Regions from separate parts of the Mus musculus genome. Here region 1 is linked to region 2. A link is a loop called in an ENCODE intact Hi-C map of the cell type or tissue named here. Cell type or tissue: heart. All regions are shown on one strand.

What was found. Peaks named below come from ENCODE experiments on the same cell type or tissue, not always from the same donor. Only the 100,000 strongest peaks of a DNase experiment are listed, where the experiment ranks them.
Region 1: a loop joins it to region 2, with 4 times the contacts of the local background. A loop is called at or near these places in 2 of 42 quality-filtered maps.

The regions. Positions count from the first base shown.
Region 1 is chr3:79,944,663-79,952,662 of GRCm38, reverse strand. Gask1b (golgi associated kinase 1B) reads right to left here. Exons shown (of 4, transcript NM_133187.3): 4 at 6,385-8,000. Among named protein-coding and RNA genes, the nearest start is that of Gm36569, 62 kb to the right of the region's middle. In heart, no CTCF peak of the experiment used is centred here; a DNase peak (open chromatin) is centred at 4,662; H3K27ac peaks cover 1,178 bases.
Region 2 is chr3:79,878,925-79,886,924 of GRCm38, reverse strand. It overlaps Gask1b (golgi associated kinase 1B), which reads right to left and starts at 995. Exons shown (of 4, transcript NM_133187.3): 1 at 1-995. The coding sequence starts at 698. It overlaps Gm36569 (a long non-coding RNA gene), which reads left to right and starts at 119. Exons shown (of 3, transcript XR_375740.1): 1 at 119-829. In heart, CTCF peaks have their summits at 50 (motif pointing right), 2,031 (motif pointing left) and 3,674 (motif pointing left); DNase peaks (open chromatin) are centred at 54, 654, 2,084, 3,654 and 1 weaker place; H3K4me3 peaks cover 2,912 bases; H3K27ac peaks cover 4,208 bases.

The DNA.
Region 1 (8,000 bases), 66 kb before region 2:
AGAGAGAGAGAGAGAGAGAGAGAGAGCATGAGCATGAGCATACATGTATGGTTGTGCAAGTCCATTCCCTACTGAGTCTTTCCTTCCTGAGTGTGTCCTCAGTGACCTTCTCTGGTTTACATAACTCTCTTTAAAGACTACTGATGCGACAGCTGAGGAAAATAGATCTAAACCCTGAAGCAGCTCCTTTTATACCATATTTCAAAAAATATATTGAAATTGTATCTCATAGCAATGTTTTTCTCATAAATTAGCACATTTCCTAAGAATTTTTAAATGACCCATACACACCTATGAAAAACTCTTGAAAACCACACCCATAATAGCTCTTACCTGGACACCCTCCTGCTTAAGTCTTGTAGAGCTTGCTAAATTCTACTCCACATCCCCCACCATCCCTTCCAGCAACATACCCAGTTCACTGGAACACAAGCCTATCACAAGGCAGCTTTTCTGAAAAAGACATTCAAGCCTGTCAATAAAACATGACAAGAAAATAAATATAGCATTTAGTGGAAGCTGGGGCAGGGGGAAAGACAGGTAATTTGGGGATATGGAAAGGGAGGAGAGCCCTCACTCCAGATTTGTACTGAAGCCAACTGAAAACCAAGCATTCCAGCACTAAAAATTAACATTTGCTGGCATAGATTTAATATTCCTCTAACATTTATAGATATTTTATATTACAGTATTAAACACCAGGCCTAAGTGCTGAATGTACTTGACCTTGGGTAGGGCCCCAGATCCTTCCTCAGGCATGATCTTAGGATCCCAAACAAGACGATTAATTTTGCTTACAATGAAGATATCCTATCTTCCTGCATGTCTAGATTTTTACGTTATTGATTAGAATTCTATCAGATGCCTCAGCAGCCACCTTGTGACCTTACGTGCATTCCTTGATAGCCCTTTAAGATAATAAACTTAACCCTACTAGAATCCTATATGTGACCATTGCAAACAGTCATGAGGTGATGCAGCTTTTCTTTGAGAAACCCAGGCTCATGATTGACAACATGTCTTACTTTCTCCAGAGTACCTCTGTCTCTTAGCCCTGGTATTGAATCTGATATCAACCAATCTACTAAACCTCACCTCTGTTTCATAAACTTCCCAATCTGGAAATTCTTTTCAGCACTGAAGCCACAAATCCCACTTTCGCTTGAATCAAAGTCCCTAAAGTTTAAAGGAACACCTCAGGTTGCTGAGAATGACAGTCCCTCTTGTGCCTATACCTACAAACATGGACAGAAACCACTAAAGTAAGTTGAGGGCAGACATTCAGTTGAAGGCAGTCCATCTAGCATCACTCTCTAAAATGGCTGCCTCGAAAATCAGGACCGAGAGCATCAGCCAATCATAGTAAACTGTAGCAGGAGGAAGACAAAAAAAATTCACATGCTTATTCTCCAATCAACATGGGTAAATTTCTTCCACAGTAAGTGAGGGTTGAAGAGACTGAACACAAGTCTTCCACTTGCTCCTCCAAAAGCCAGGATGGGAGGAGGTGGGGGTAGCAGGGATCTGGCTCTGCAGCCTGAGGGTTTAGTGTCCATAGTCTTCATCTGTCCCTCCATCCTTCCGTACCTAGCTCTCTTGCCATCCTCACTGTCCCTATCATCTCTTCTTTATCCATCTGTTTCAGCTCAGCAGAAGATGTTGCAGATTATTATTGGTTTAGTTTTCAACTCTGAAATCTTTTTTTTCTTATCATGATGACAAAAATATTCTGATATTCTGATTGGCCCATTTAAATAAGTAGTGTAATTTTTCGCCGCCCCCCCCCCCACACACACACACAGAAAAAAACCAACAAACAAAAAAAACCCCTGACTTTCCTGGTAAGTTGCATGGCTATCAACTACAACAAGGAAGTCAGGATACAGTGGGTTGGGGTGCTCAGTTCCCTCAACACTGTTATCAGGATGCAGTATGGAGTGGCTTACTTTGACTCAACACCTGAAACTTTCACCATGTGCTATACTTAGCCATTCAACAGAGAGTTGTAATTTGCAGGCTATGGACCCAAGGTGTGGAATGGCAAACTCCTTCCAGATTTTTGTGTTTTACTCGGGCATAGAGATGAAAATATCTGAGTGCTTGGGTGTAAAACCTTTCTATGATAGATGTATACCCGAAGAAATCCCCTGTGTTTTAAGTCACTGAGATTTAATGGTATTCTGCTATTGCAGAACTCCTTTGTCTACTTAGTGCTATGGTTTGTTCCTTTGTCTACTTATCAATGTGGTTTGGATAAGACTCTGCCAAAGCTCAAAGTGTCAAATGCTCAACACCCACCCCCAGGAATGCTACAGGGAAGGGTGGAACCTGATGGGAGGTCTCGAGGTTATTGGTACTGTACCCTTAAAGAGAAATGTGAGACCCTCATTCCATTCTCTTCCTTCTTGCTTCCAGACTCATGAATTAGCTTGCCTTACTGTACATTCTTTTTTATGATGTTCCATCCTCATTAGAGACCTAAAGTTAAAGGAACATTGAAGTTATAGTGGAGCTGCAGAACCATCAGCCAAAATAAACCTTTAGCCCTTATAAGTTAGTTGCCTCAAGCATTTCATAATAGTACTGAAAGCTGACTAATGTGTCTGCCCCAACCTAGGCTCCATGCTTCCCCCATTTACCATTACTACTCTTTCTGCAGGACCCACTTGGCAGCTGACTGTGTCCTGGCTCAGCAGTTCCTCTCTAGGGTGATTGTCTCATTCTTTTCCTCACAATACAATACTTTCTTCTTCTTTGACCCTCTATCAGGGTAGTTTTTGAAATGCTGCTGAGGCTACGATTGAGTTTCTTTGACAGAAACGTTCTCAGGGAATACAGGTTCTACGTCCCGGAGCAGGGGATAAGCACTCTTACCAGCAGCCACAGCCATTCCCAAGGTCCTAGTGTTCGCTTTGCCGTGGGCTCCCAGGTTGATTCCTCACCTAGAATCTTCCAGAGCCTCCAATGTGTCTCTCGCCTGAATGGCAAATGATTGGTTTTCTGAAGCCTTCTCGTCTCTCTGAATTTTCCCCAATGTCATACAGGGTGGTAATAGATTCTGATGCATGGAATTTCACAGACAAATATATTCATAAGCTAACTGTGAGGAGAGCACAGTTATGGTTTTGTCTTTCATAAAAGACTTAATGTCTAAGCGGTGGCTCTCAGCTGGGCAGGAGGGGTGTGTGTCTCCTGAGTGATATTTTACTTCTCTCCTGATGAGAGTGGTGATCTTGGTTGTCAGGGAAACTGCTTGTGACAGCTAATCTTGGTTGATAACGTGACATACCTGAGGAGAGAGGACCTCAATACTGTCACCTCCATCAGACTGGCTCTGTAGCCAATTCTGGGAGGCATTGTCTTTATTGATAACTGATATAGGAGGGCCTAATCCAGCACTGCCAACACCTGGCTGAGTGTGAAGCTGGAAACAAGCAGCTAAGGAGCTTTCCTCTTCCGTTCCTGCCTTCAGGCTCCTGCCTGAGTTCCTTCCTTCATTCCCTTCAGTGATGGACAGTTACCTGGAAGTGTAAGCCAGGTAAACCCTTTTCTCTTCGGTCACAGCAACAGAAAACAAACTGAAACACAGCTAAACTACACTGCACTTACCAGCTGCCATCGCAAGGGCCTTTGGGATTAAAATGTCTCCAGTGGAGAAAACCCACACTACAGTGTAGGTTTAACTAGGAAGTTCTGACTTTAATTAGAGACTTGCTACTCCTGGTCCTGCCATGCCACTCTTATTAAAAATGTCCCTCTCACTGGAGACAATGGTTTTGGTATCCCTATAAAACAGGAAGTGACACAAGAGATTAAGGCAGGAACTATCACAATACTTAGCAAACAATTAGTATTGTCACATTAGCAGCTGTCTTACATTTTAACTGTCATGTTAAAATGATTAAAAGTGATTAATGGATGAAACTTTAAGTATCCCTTTCCTCTCTAAAATTATCTGAGACTCATAAACCTGATCATAAGGATATTTTCTCCAATTTAAAGAGAATGTTTAGATTTTTTGTTGTTGCTACAAATTAAAAAAATACACAAAGACAAACTATGTTGATCTCAAAATCTAATACGCCTGATTAAGAAACAAGTGTTTTATTCTTTTTAATGGAAGCTGAGCCAATAATATATGACACTTTATAAAGCAAGTAATGAATGCCTATTGTCTTGGAGCTAAAGAAATAGTTGACAGACCTACAAATCCACTGCTTTCAGTCTGACTTATAAACCCATTGCTGTCTCAGAGACCCATCTTGCCTGCTAAACTAGAGTGGGAGCCAGCTATTCTGCAACATGGAATGAGAGCCAAGACCGGACCAAGAGCCTGGCTTCAGTTTTTAGCTCAGTATCACAAAAACCTTAGAAAGTACTGACAAGGACTGTTAAGAAATATAGATTGCATTTTTTAAGAAAGACAATGCATGAGGATTCTTTAATGCATACATAATTATTTCCGTTTTTTTTTTATTCAAAGTAAGTGCATTTTAGAGGGATGAGGGGAAAGGGCTACCCAATCTTTCCATGACGAATAGAAATGTGGGGTTGATGATGCCCATGCACTGCTGACAGGGAAGAGTCTCTGAGATTCATTCACTCAGCATGCACATTTTTAGGCTCTGCAACAGACTGCCAGCAACTCTGAGTCAGGCCTTTCTTACAGCAGAAGCCCATCCCAGGGGACTAAAGAGCTTAAAAAGTAGGGAAGATGCCATATTCTGACAGAAGACAGCTGTGTGTCAAATGGAAAGGGGCAAAGGTGACAGGAAGGAGGCATCCAGTGCTTTTGAGAGTCACAGACACAGGTCACATGGCCTTAAAACTTTTTCCAATGTTAAGGAAATAACTCCACTGGCAAAAGCTCATAAATTTGTTTAGAAAATTGTTAAATTAAATGTGGGACCATTACTAATGTGTAGTAAACTATTGAGTAATAGTCAAGTTGCTTATCTTAATATCACATATTAGCTTATTTTTCTCCTACTCCAAAACAGACCATAGTTTTTTGGTTGTTTTTAAATAAGAGCAAATAAATCCGATAACGGAGTTTTAATAAATAAAAGTATTAAGTAAATGCAACTGACATGCTACAATTATGTTAGTAGATTGGGAACTCATAACATTGACTAAAAATTTCAGAACTATTAACAATAAATGATTCATCAGTTTACATTTGTGAATAAAAAGTTTGTAAACTATTTCCTCTAACGTTCAGTTTCCAATTTTGTATGCAAGTAATTACTCTATTAAGTGGTGATCTTTCTTATTTATGTAATATGATTTATTACCCTCTTGATTTTGCTGGAAAGGAAGCACTTTAACTCTCAGAGACTGTCGGCCCAAGCAGGAAGAGCTTCGAATTCATAAGTGGGTACCTATTGGTCTGAGAGCCTACTGACGTTGTGGACACAACTATTGAACAGACGAGTTTCAACAGCTTCTACAGGCAATCCAGAGCTCAAGACTGTTTGATGCTATTGTTATAACACAGAACACAAGTGAATGAAGTTTGACTAGGTGTGTTCTTGAGGTATTTTAGTTTTACTTGAGGTGTGAGTTTACTAAGTTGTGTTATATAACACTGGACATAGAGATACATAAAGGACATAACAAATTGGATCTGTCTCGCAGCTGCCAGATGGGATGGGATAATCATTGTGAACAGCAATAGTTAATAATGGAAGACAGACTCAAACTCGCTAAAAGGACAAAGCCCCTTTAAACATTTCAGGTTCAAAATTTAGTTCTAATTTTGGATAATTTTCGATAAAACTTGTCTTCTAAACTTAGTTGATAAAGATAGAACTTAAAGTTTAACCATGGGTCTTGATTAAGGATTAGTACAATGAATGCTTGCTTATTAATTTCAACATTTGCATTGCTTAGTACAGAAGGTAAGATGGTAGATGGCCAAATAACTATACCAAGAAATTATCAAAACTTTCTATTTATTTCTGTCCCTGAAAGTTCACAAAGTTGAAATCATTACCACACATGTAATGATTACCACACATGCCCATGTGAAATCTTTAGGGTCCATAAGTTGAGATGCTTTATTATATATTTATTATATGTATATATGGTTATATAGTAAATATATTTTTATATATTCAATACATATTTAATAATTGCATTTACTGTTGTTTTGACTCTCTAACTTTCTATATCAGAAAACTGAGGAAACTAAATCAACCATCTGCCTAAATTGGAGAAAATTAAGTCACGGTTTTTCATTAAATGTTTATTTCCAGGGTGGGAGTTAGATAAATAATAAATCCATGAAACCATTCAGTTATAAAATTATATTATTATATCCTAAGAGTTTGACTAAGTGAACTTTTCAAAATTAAAATAATAACTTTCAAACATATAAAAGTATACAGCAGTAGTTAGAAGTTTATTAAAGCAAAATTTTCCAAAAGATAAAAGTGATTCTTAGGAAAAATAGATGATTGTGAAGTATTTTATCATAACAATAAATGCAGCATCACTACAGTGGTAGGTCCATTTTAAAATATTTCTAAAGCTAAACATTTAAAAGCCATATTATAAAATATTTGGAATAGATATAAAAGGGTCCAACATGGTAATAAATTTTAACCATTACATTCATTTTTTGAACCAGGAAAAACTTGTATTTCTATGAAACATGAGTCTACAACATAATCTCTTCCCTAAAATTTTGCTCAATAGTCATTCTGTAGAAAATCAGGCCCAACATTGTAAGAACATGCCAAAGTCACAGTAAACTATTTCTGATTTCAGATAAGTGTTCTAACAAGTCCAAAAAAAAAAAATCTCTCATAAAGTGAAAGTTCTTGCTTTCTGAGTTCTGTTTTGGTTTTCATTTGTTTTTGAGACAGGGTCTGACTGTAGTCCAGGCTGACCCAAACTTAAAGTCAGTCTGACTCAACTCTTGCATGCTGGAATTCAAGTACACACCATCAGTGTCTCTAACACACATCAGTGCAGAAGAGTCAGTCTGGTAAATAGCACCCAAGGTGCTTGCTGTGTTCTCCAGTGAGACTCCAACTGCTTGGGCTCCAACTCAAAGCATCACGGTGCCACAGTCTACTGAATACCCTGGACTCCCCCAGCCTGGTTCTTGGCTATATTACTTATTATTATTATTATTATTATTATTATTATTATTATTATTATTATTATTATTACTATTACTACTATTACTATTATTTTACAAAAGAGAGAAGGGGGAAGGAGGGAGAGAGAAAAAAAGAGAGACAGAAGTATCAAATTCATATATATATGATTTCAACATGTTTTTCAGACTAGTACATTAAATGTGACTTAAATAGTCTGCATTCAAATAAACATTAGGATTTCATAAGACAACATGAAAATAACTTTCTATCTAAATAATTTATTCGTTACATATAATGTAATGCATATTTAAAGGTACAGTAGAATAAACACATTATTACTCAAGTCCATAGATAAAATTGTTTTAAGAATAAGTCTAGGATGTTGTACACTATGATACACTTCCTAAGTACTTAACAACCTGATTAAAGAGGAGTAAGAGGAAGGAGAGCTCAAGCTACTGTAAGGCTCGCAGCAACCATGGAAAGCTAACTAAAAATTAAATCTCCTCCTAAGAGGAATGAAATCTGCTAGCTAATTATTTTGCCAACCCTATAGTACGATGCTATATGTACACGGAGAGAAAGCATAGTGATCATGAATTATGACATCAAATTCGTGCACACATGCCTGCACACACGACCCAGGCAGGCATCTTGACTTCTAAATTGCCTCTTTTTTTCCACTGGTGAAGTAACAAACAAACATCCTTTTGAAGTTCATTGTTTATTCCGTTTTCCAGTTTAAACAGAATATTTGGTCATAAAAACAAAGACTAAAGTCTGTCTAAAGCAGAGACAGACTGGAGTGGACTGTTCCAAAGGGGAGGGGCACTGTATTCTCTTTTGAAAACTAACTCGTGTATCAGAAAAAATTACACGAATTTAATTTGT
Region 2 (8,000 bases):
CTAGCCACCTCACTATCAGCCAGGAGGCGCATTCTGCGGATGTCTTCTTTGCTCAGCCATGAGGGGGCGCTCTCGCTATAAATCCTAATGTTGCTCTCTCGGGCCCTAGGCTGCTGCAAGTTTGAACCTCTAGTTCTGACTCCAGGACCACGCAGCACCCTCCAGGGTCGTTCACCAACCTTGGTTAGGTAACCCTGAACATAGCCAGGTACTTCAGCATCTGCTGCCCGTGCAGCTTCCTGCTGTATAAGGGATGGTCTAACCAGCACCTCCTGATCAGGGGCTGCAGATGCCACCGCATACTTCTTCCTGCGCTTGGGTTTCACCGTGCCACGGATATTCGCAGGCTTGCTGCGCTTGGAGCGTAGAGTAATGTACACCACGTTGGGCTGCAAAGTGCTTCCATTGCCCTGCAACTCTGGAGGGGCCAGGGTACCATCCAGGGGAATCTCAGAGAAGGGTACCTTGAAGATGTCGTGACCGTTGGGTGGTCCCCTGTCAGTCGCCTGCCCATGCTGAAAGGAACCTCTGCCCACCTGGCTCACCAGAAAGCCCAGGTAGATGGCACAGGCAGTGCCCAGCAGGAGGTTCCGTCTGGTCCTGGGACGCCGACTACTCCAAAGTTTACACACTCGTGGGGCGCACAGAGAGCAGACAAACCAGTTTACGAGCTGCCCCGGCTTGTCTGGACAGGTCATTTCTCTGCCGCTTCCACATGCTGAACTGAGTTTAAAGTCTGCAGCTGGCTCCGGGTGACATGATTCATGGCTTCCTGAATCCAGCCGTCCAGTCCGCTTCGCTATCTAAGTGGTCTCCAACAGGCAGAGAGGTAAAAGAGAAGGGTCGCTGCTGCGGGTTCTGGGAACGCTTTGTGAACTGGCCACCGCAAGCCTTTTAAACTCCTATCAGCCTTTCCCAGGAGAAAGGAGGGCTGACTCTGGGAATGAATGGAAACAAGAGTTGACTGAATCACTAACTCAACCCATTTCAGTTCCTCTACAAGAGGAAAGAGGCGAGTAACCCTTTCCTTCCACAAATTCTACCAAGTTTGGTGTAAAGTTTAAAATGCGGAAGCAAGATAGGTGTGTGAGTCTGATTTTACTTTAAAGTAATGAAGACAAGCTGCAAAGAGCGTTTGCTAGCTCACAGTTAAAGCCACTACATCTGAGAAGCAAAACTCTTAAAAGTCATCAACCAGGATCCCCTGCAGACCCCCTTTTTGTGATTCAGAAATAAGAAAAGAAATAAATACTTTTTAAGATTTTTATAGACACCCTAACTTTTGTAAGATATATATTACAAAAATATCAAGTAGTGAGTTCATATTTAAACATATTCTCTTAACTAATGTTCCACATTGTTTTCACAATATATTCCATATCTAAAATTGTTATTTAACTACCCCTTGATGTTTATATAGCTTGAAAAGGGTGAGTTCTCTCTCTCTCTCTCTCTCTCTCTCTCTCTCTCTCTCTCTCTCTCACACACACACACACACACACACACACACACACACACAACTTTTTATTCCTTTTCTTTCCACTAAAGAGAGCAAAAATGAAAGAAAAGAATATCTAGGTTTTTTGGTGGGTTTTTTTTTGTTGTTTTTTTTTTTGTTGTTGTTTTTTTTGCCTTTTTCTTCACATTTTTAAATAGAGGGAAAAAGTTGTTTAAGAAGAAAAACAAAACTTTACTTACACAGCTGGCCCCACGCTTAGCTCCAGGAAGAATGGAATTCCTGACTCTAATGCACAGAACTTTGAAAGGCTGAGGCACGTAAGGAGAACATATTTCATGGCCAAGGGTGTTCCACCTTTCAAACATCTCGGCTCAGCCTTAAAAGCTGCCGCCTTCTAACAGCGGAGCAAAATGATTTGTAAACTGGCTGCTGCGCCGTTTTCAGACACGTGAGGTTCTTTTTAAAGATGACTAAAAAAATAAAAAATAAAATTTAATTTTGAATTTCTCCAAACACAGCTCAGACCCAGTTTTCATTCAAACAACTTTCTGCTCCTTTCAGCCCCTGGGAGCCCCCTAGTGTCTCATTTGCTAAGCGACACAGAAATGGCAGCCTTGGGAAGCTGAAGTGATCTGAAGTGTTTTGCTGGAGTTGGCGGAGACCCTGTTGCCAAATAAATACCTTAGAAAAATGAGGAGTGCCCACTGACCCCTGCCTGACCCCACGGAGTTGGGAAGGGGAAACTGGACGCCAGAGTCCAGGGCCTGCAACTTACCTTACATCTGGGCTGTTTGCAGACTAACTCTTGTCTCCCACCAGTTCTCGATGGGGGTAAAACGGCCAGGAAAGGTAGACAAAGCTAAGAAGGGGGTCACTGGAAATGAGTAGAGAAACGGAAGCGTGAGATAAGAGTGGGGTGTAGGGAGATGAGAAGGTTCTTGCAGCATGCAAATGAACACAGCAACAGCCCTCAGAAGGCAGCCTGGACCCCTTCTGATTGGAGGTCTTCTGAAAACAGGTTAGTGATTGGCCTGGGTCATTTGCATGTCCTGGCACAAAGGCAGGATCAGATGACCTTGGGGTCTCACTGGGCTTACTTGTCTCTGCTTCCACAGCAAACAGAATCAAACAAGAAGCCACCAATGGGATAGGGACGATTACCCCCTTTTTAGAGAAAAGGCTGTGATGTGGTGGGAAATGAAAATAATAGAATATGATGCTGTATAATCCTTAAAATATCGTGTTACAATGCCAAAAAAAAAAGCAAAGATTTTCCCATTCTCAAACTATTCTTCCTCTTTAAAAGTTATGATACATCATGAAAAGAGACAAATCAGAGATGGACAGGAACCTTAAAGTTCTGACTGGCTTTGACTAAACTTAATGAGAATTCGGGCACTGAAGTCATTTTCTTTATGCTCCAAAACTCTTAAAGCAAACTCTATGAACATGAATTTGTTTTCTAGAAAGTATCTCAGAAGTTTCTGAGATGGGACAATGGCAGAACTGCTTTTTTGTTTGTTTGGTTGGTTGGTTTGGCTTGGTTTTTTCGAGACAGGATTTCTCTGTGTAGCTCTGGCTGTCCTGGAACTCTTTGTAGACCAGACTGGCCTCAAACTCAGAAATCCACCTGCCTCTGCCTCCCGAGCGCTGGGATTAAAGGTGCGCGCCACCACGCCCGGCTCAGAACTGCTTTTTATAGCTATCTTGTACTTTACGCATATTCAAAAGATTAATTGACCTAAGTAAGCCTTTACAAAGGAAAGCCCTGAGCTGAGGTGTGGCTTGCTGATAGAGCACTAGTTTAGCATGTGGGAGCTCTTAAAGTCCTATTTTTGACAACATAAAATATTAAATTAAAAACTCATAGATAAACATTTGGCAGAAGCCTCTTCCAGACGTTTTAAAGGCAACTTTAGGGGGCACCTAGGAAGCAGAAGGTTGTGTGGGCTCATAAATCCAGCTGATTCCTCTCTTACCTGAAAAGAATGTTCCTTATAAGGAAAGATTCAGTTCATTATTCCCCTCCTTCCATCACAATGGGGACTAACAGGAGCTAAGCCGTGTGGTCAGCAAAGGATAAGTCAGAAACGTGGCTCTGCCCCTCAATTACTGTGGTGCAGACTGGAACCGGTCTCATCTTCAGTATTGAGGAGTCCACATCCAAGAGTCAGACAACAGCACTCGCCCTGAGGGCTCCCCCTTGTGGTTAAAGGAGTCAGCATGGATGGAAGGACCTTCTGGAAGAGTTGGTGATGTGTTTGTCTTTCTCGCCTCCTGTCCACACCTTACTGAGTTTCTCAAAGAACCGTCTACTGAAACCGGTCATGCCAAGGAAAAGCCATTACTGTAGACTTGGGGACAAGCATAAGAAATTATTTATGTTGTGAAAATAAAATCAGTACATCAGACGAGGCTCCTTCGATGTAATCAGAGAACAGTTAGTATATCATTACTTCCACTGCCATTCAAACCTATGCTGAGGCCTTATTACCATCTTCAACCCCCTTGGCTACAACTCCAGGTGGGATCTAGGTCTCTTCTTTCTACACTGGGGTTGCACTGGGAGGAGGTTTAAAGTTTATCAGTTATTGTTAGTCCTAGATGTTTCTGCATAACTTATCAAAATGTTTGATTCTGTATCGTAGTCAAATCTTTTCATTTCACAGTGGAATCATACTCCCTCTGCAGAAGCTACCTTGGCCTCTCAAAAAGCATGTACCCACAATTCCAGCACTCTGGAGGCTGAAGAATATTAGAGGGCAGCTTGGGCTACATAGCAAGAAGTTATCTCAAATCCAACACACACACACACACACACACACACACACACACACACACACGAAAAACTACTAAAACAGAAAAGCAAGGTGACCCATGGTGTTTGTTTGCTTGTTTGTGTGTTTCCTGTATAATAAATCCATTCTGGGCTTTTCTACCTCCTCACCGAATGCTAAGCCTGGCTCCAGGTAACCCAGTGTTCGATAGACTAGGGGGAGAGCAGAAAATCTCCCCTTTGAAACTATTGTGAATCTACTGAGCAGGTCCCTGGGCATGGGGTATATGTGCCCTCCAAGGAGCATCTTACAATCTCTTCAAAGGGGCCAATATCACAGCATCTCTCCAGCTGGCTATTGATGTCTCCTCAGACTCTGAAATCCATCATTCCACCATTACACACTAGTCATTACACTTCACCTCTCCTAATTGTTCTCTCAAGCAGCATGTCAGATGACCAGCAAACTGGCTTCCTTAGCCCTGTCTCATAAGGGATGTGATTCAACAGTCTCCATCAGCACCCTTGGTCTACATGGTAAATTCCCTTCATGTGGTGACCCACACTTCATCTCAGAATGCCCATTCTTGGATATGTAACATGTAACAAGCAAGGGTCAACAAAGAAAAGGGAAGAGTTAGTGAGTGAACTTTCAGTGAGAGTCCCTATAAATTATTTTGCCAATAGCTTTCAGAAGGTTGGGGAGTTTGAGTCCACAGGGCACACAGTGGTACTCCTGACAGGATGCACCACTTCACTGGAAGCTCAATTCAACTGCAGCCTTTCTCCTGCTTGCCACATGGGAATTCCTCATGTGTGTGCTGACTGCTTGCCACGTGGGAATTCCTCATGTGTGTGCTGATTGTTTTCACTCCAGGCCTGGATAGTGCCAAGCTGCCCTGCTAGGAAACTGAAGTACTCTCAACTTCATAATCCTTGAAATACCGTGATACAGGTGCATTCTTGGTAATAAGGAATATGGTTTTACCTAGATTTTGGTTTGGCTTTTGTGTTTCTTTTTTATGTCTTTGTTATTGCTGTTGCTATTTGGTTGGTGGTGATCTTGTCATTATTTTGAGGCAGGGTCTAGCCTAGAGTTCACAGCAGTCCTCCTGCCTCAGATTCACAAATGCTAACATTCCAAGTGTGGCCCACTTTACCAGCTTGCAACTGTTTAGATAGCACTGTGTGTTTTAGTTTTTCCTTGAGCTGTGTGCAGAGAGTCCCACTTCTTACACTGTTTTGTAGAAACCCACAGACATCCATGTAGCATGAGAAGTTTCCTCACAGAAACCATCTCTACAGAGCTCCATGTCTACCCTGACTTGCAGTGGAGGGAGCACTTCAGGAGAACCTATCTCCTCAGAGATGTCCTAATAAATCCCTGGCCAGACACTCATTGTCACAGCTTGCAGGTGCTCCTACATAAGCAAGAGATACAGTAGCCATATTCCCAAGAGATGTCTCATGGTATTAAATGTGTTCTTGATCTGTGACCAAAACTGATTAAGAGCAAAAGGATGCTCCTGGCCCCGGTAAAGAAATGTCTTGCCACAATCCATTTAGCCTAACTTCGCTAGAAAGGTGGTGTCATTTCTTTAAAGCTGTGTGTTAGAATGGTCCTGTTGAATTACCAAAAAATGTTTGCATGAACAGACCATACCATAACACATCAAATCCTTGCCAGCCATCAGACATCATGGCACGTGCCTTTAAAACCAGCAATTGGGAGGCAGAAGCAGGGGGTCTCTGTGAGTTCAAAGCCAGCCTGGTCTGCAAAGCAAATCGTAGAACAGCCAGAAATATATAGGAAGACCCTGTCTCAACCCTCAGAAAATATATAGCAGCCAATTTAACTTAAGTTTAAAGAAAGAAGGATGTATAAGGTTGTTATTTCACCTCTTAATCATTTGGTGTTTTGTGAATATTAGAATAATTCACATTTGCTTCAATTGACATTGAGATTTTTAATTTATTTTTAGATCTATTTACTGTGTATGAACATTATGCCTGTATGTATGTTGTGCACCGTGTGTGTGTGTGTGTGTGTGTGTGTGTGTGTGTGTGTGTGTGTGTAGTGCCCTTGGAGGTCAGGAGACAGTGTCAGTCAGATCTTCTGGAACTGAGGTTACAGATGGCTGTGAGTGACCATGTGGGTGCTGGAAATTGAGCTTGGGTCCCATACAAGGGCAGCTATGCTGTCTGATGAGTCAATCCTCTGGCTTCATCAGGGGAAAAAAATCTGGAAAATTAACTGAAGACTATGTAAGCTATTACCAAAATATGCAGAGAATCTAGACAACTAAATGCTTCTACTTCAGAAATGGACAATAAGTCCTTAGTGTGTGGCCTTGACCCCTGCCAACACACCACTTGTGGGGAAGAATAAGTGGCTGCGTACTGGACCCAGGATACCCACAGCCTGCATCAATGTACATAAGTAAAGATTGCTCAAAACTGGCTCAACGCTTGGGCCCCTAGCAAGAAATTAGACCAGAACTGTAAATCATCTCCCCTTACCTCAAGCACAGTTTATACAACAGAAAATAAGCTATGCGACTGTATTTGAAGAAAGGAAGACCTCTTAGCTATGCTAGATTAAATTTAGCACACTAGAAATGCTTCAGAATTATAAATAAACATGATACATAGGAGGCAAATGAGGGAGAAAAGTGAGATTTCTCATTCATTTAAAGCTGGTGGTTTTGAGAGTTTATATGCCACCATCTATGATTCAAATATGTGCAGCATATCTGATATGTGGGTGTATAGCTTCACATACATGTGTTATGAACTGATCAAAAACCTAGATTAGGAAGGACAGCCTGGGATAATATCACAATCCCTGCCCATCCAACCATTCTCAGCCCTGAAGCTCTAATAGATTCATGGTAACTTTAGGAAGATCCTGCTTGAGGTACCTTCGAGTATTCTGAGATAGAATGAGAAATAAGCAACACATTTGAGTCTCTAGCTGAGGAGATGTGACACAGGGTCTGATGGCACCTTGCTCTCTCCAGGGCTGTTCAGGCCCATGGTGAGTAGGTGGAGCATAGCAGGACAGCATCCATGGGGTGAACCATGTTATACATGGAGACAGGAGCAGTGACAGGTGCAGCGGCGACGTGCCCTTAAGCTGCTTCACGGACAGGAAACAGGCACAAACAAGGCTTACGTGTAGTAACCAGAACTGACAGGCTTATAAGCCTATGAGTGACAAGCCTTGACACCCCTGAGACACAATTAAGAGCTTTATTGAGGGTGCTGCTGGGCTTATCTCAAGCAAGAGAGCGACAGCCAGCAATTCAAGTCATTCCTGCTGAAGAGTGCTTGGCGGAACCCACAGACCGAAAGAAGTTGGCCCCTGGAATCGGAATCAGTACAGGGCACACCCAGACAACAAATTCTCAGCACAAAGGAGATTTATTGCCCTGGAGGGGCAAACAAGGCAGGGAGACTGCAAAGCAGCAGGCGGCGGTGGCGGCAGCAGCGGTGGCAGCAGCAGCAAACCCAAACAAGAAAAGCAAGAGAAGCAAGAGAGGGTATTTGTGCAGGAGTGGCTTTTTTAGGAGAAAAGGGGGAATACTGGGTTAGAATGAACTGGCAAACCCTGAGTGGGCAAACTAACCAAATAGTGAATTTTGATCATTGGATCAAATAATGTATTTTGTCTCAGGAATGAATTGGTGAGCAAATAAGGGGATAGACCTCAGAGGCTAGCTTTAGGAATGTGATGGGTTTTAGCAAGGGAGAGAAGAGGTAAAA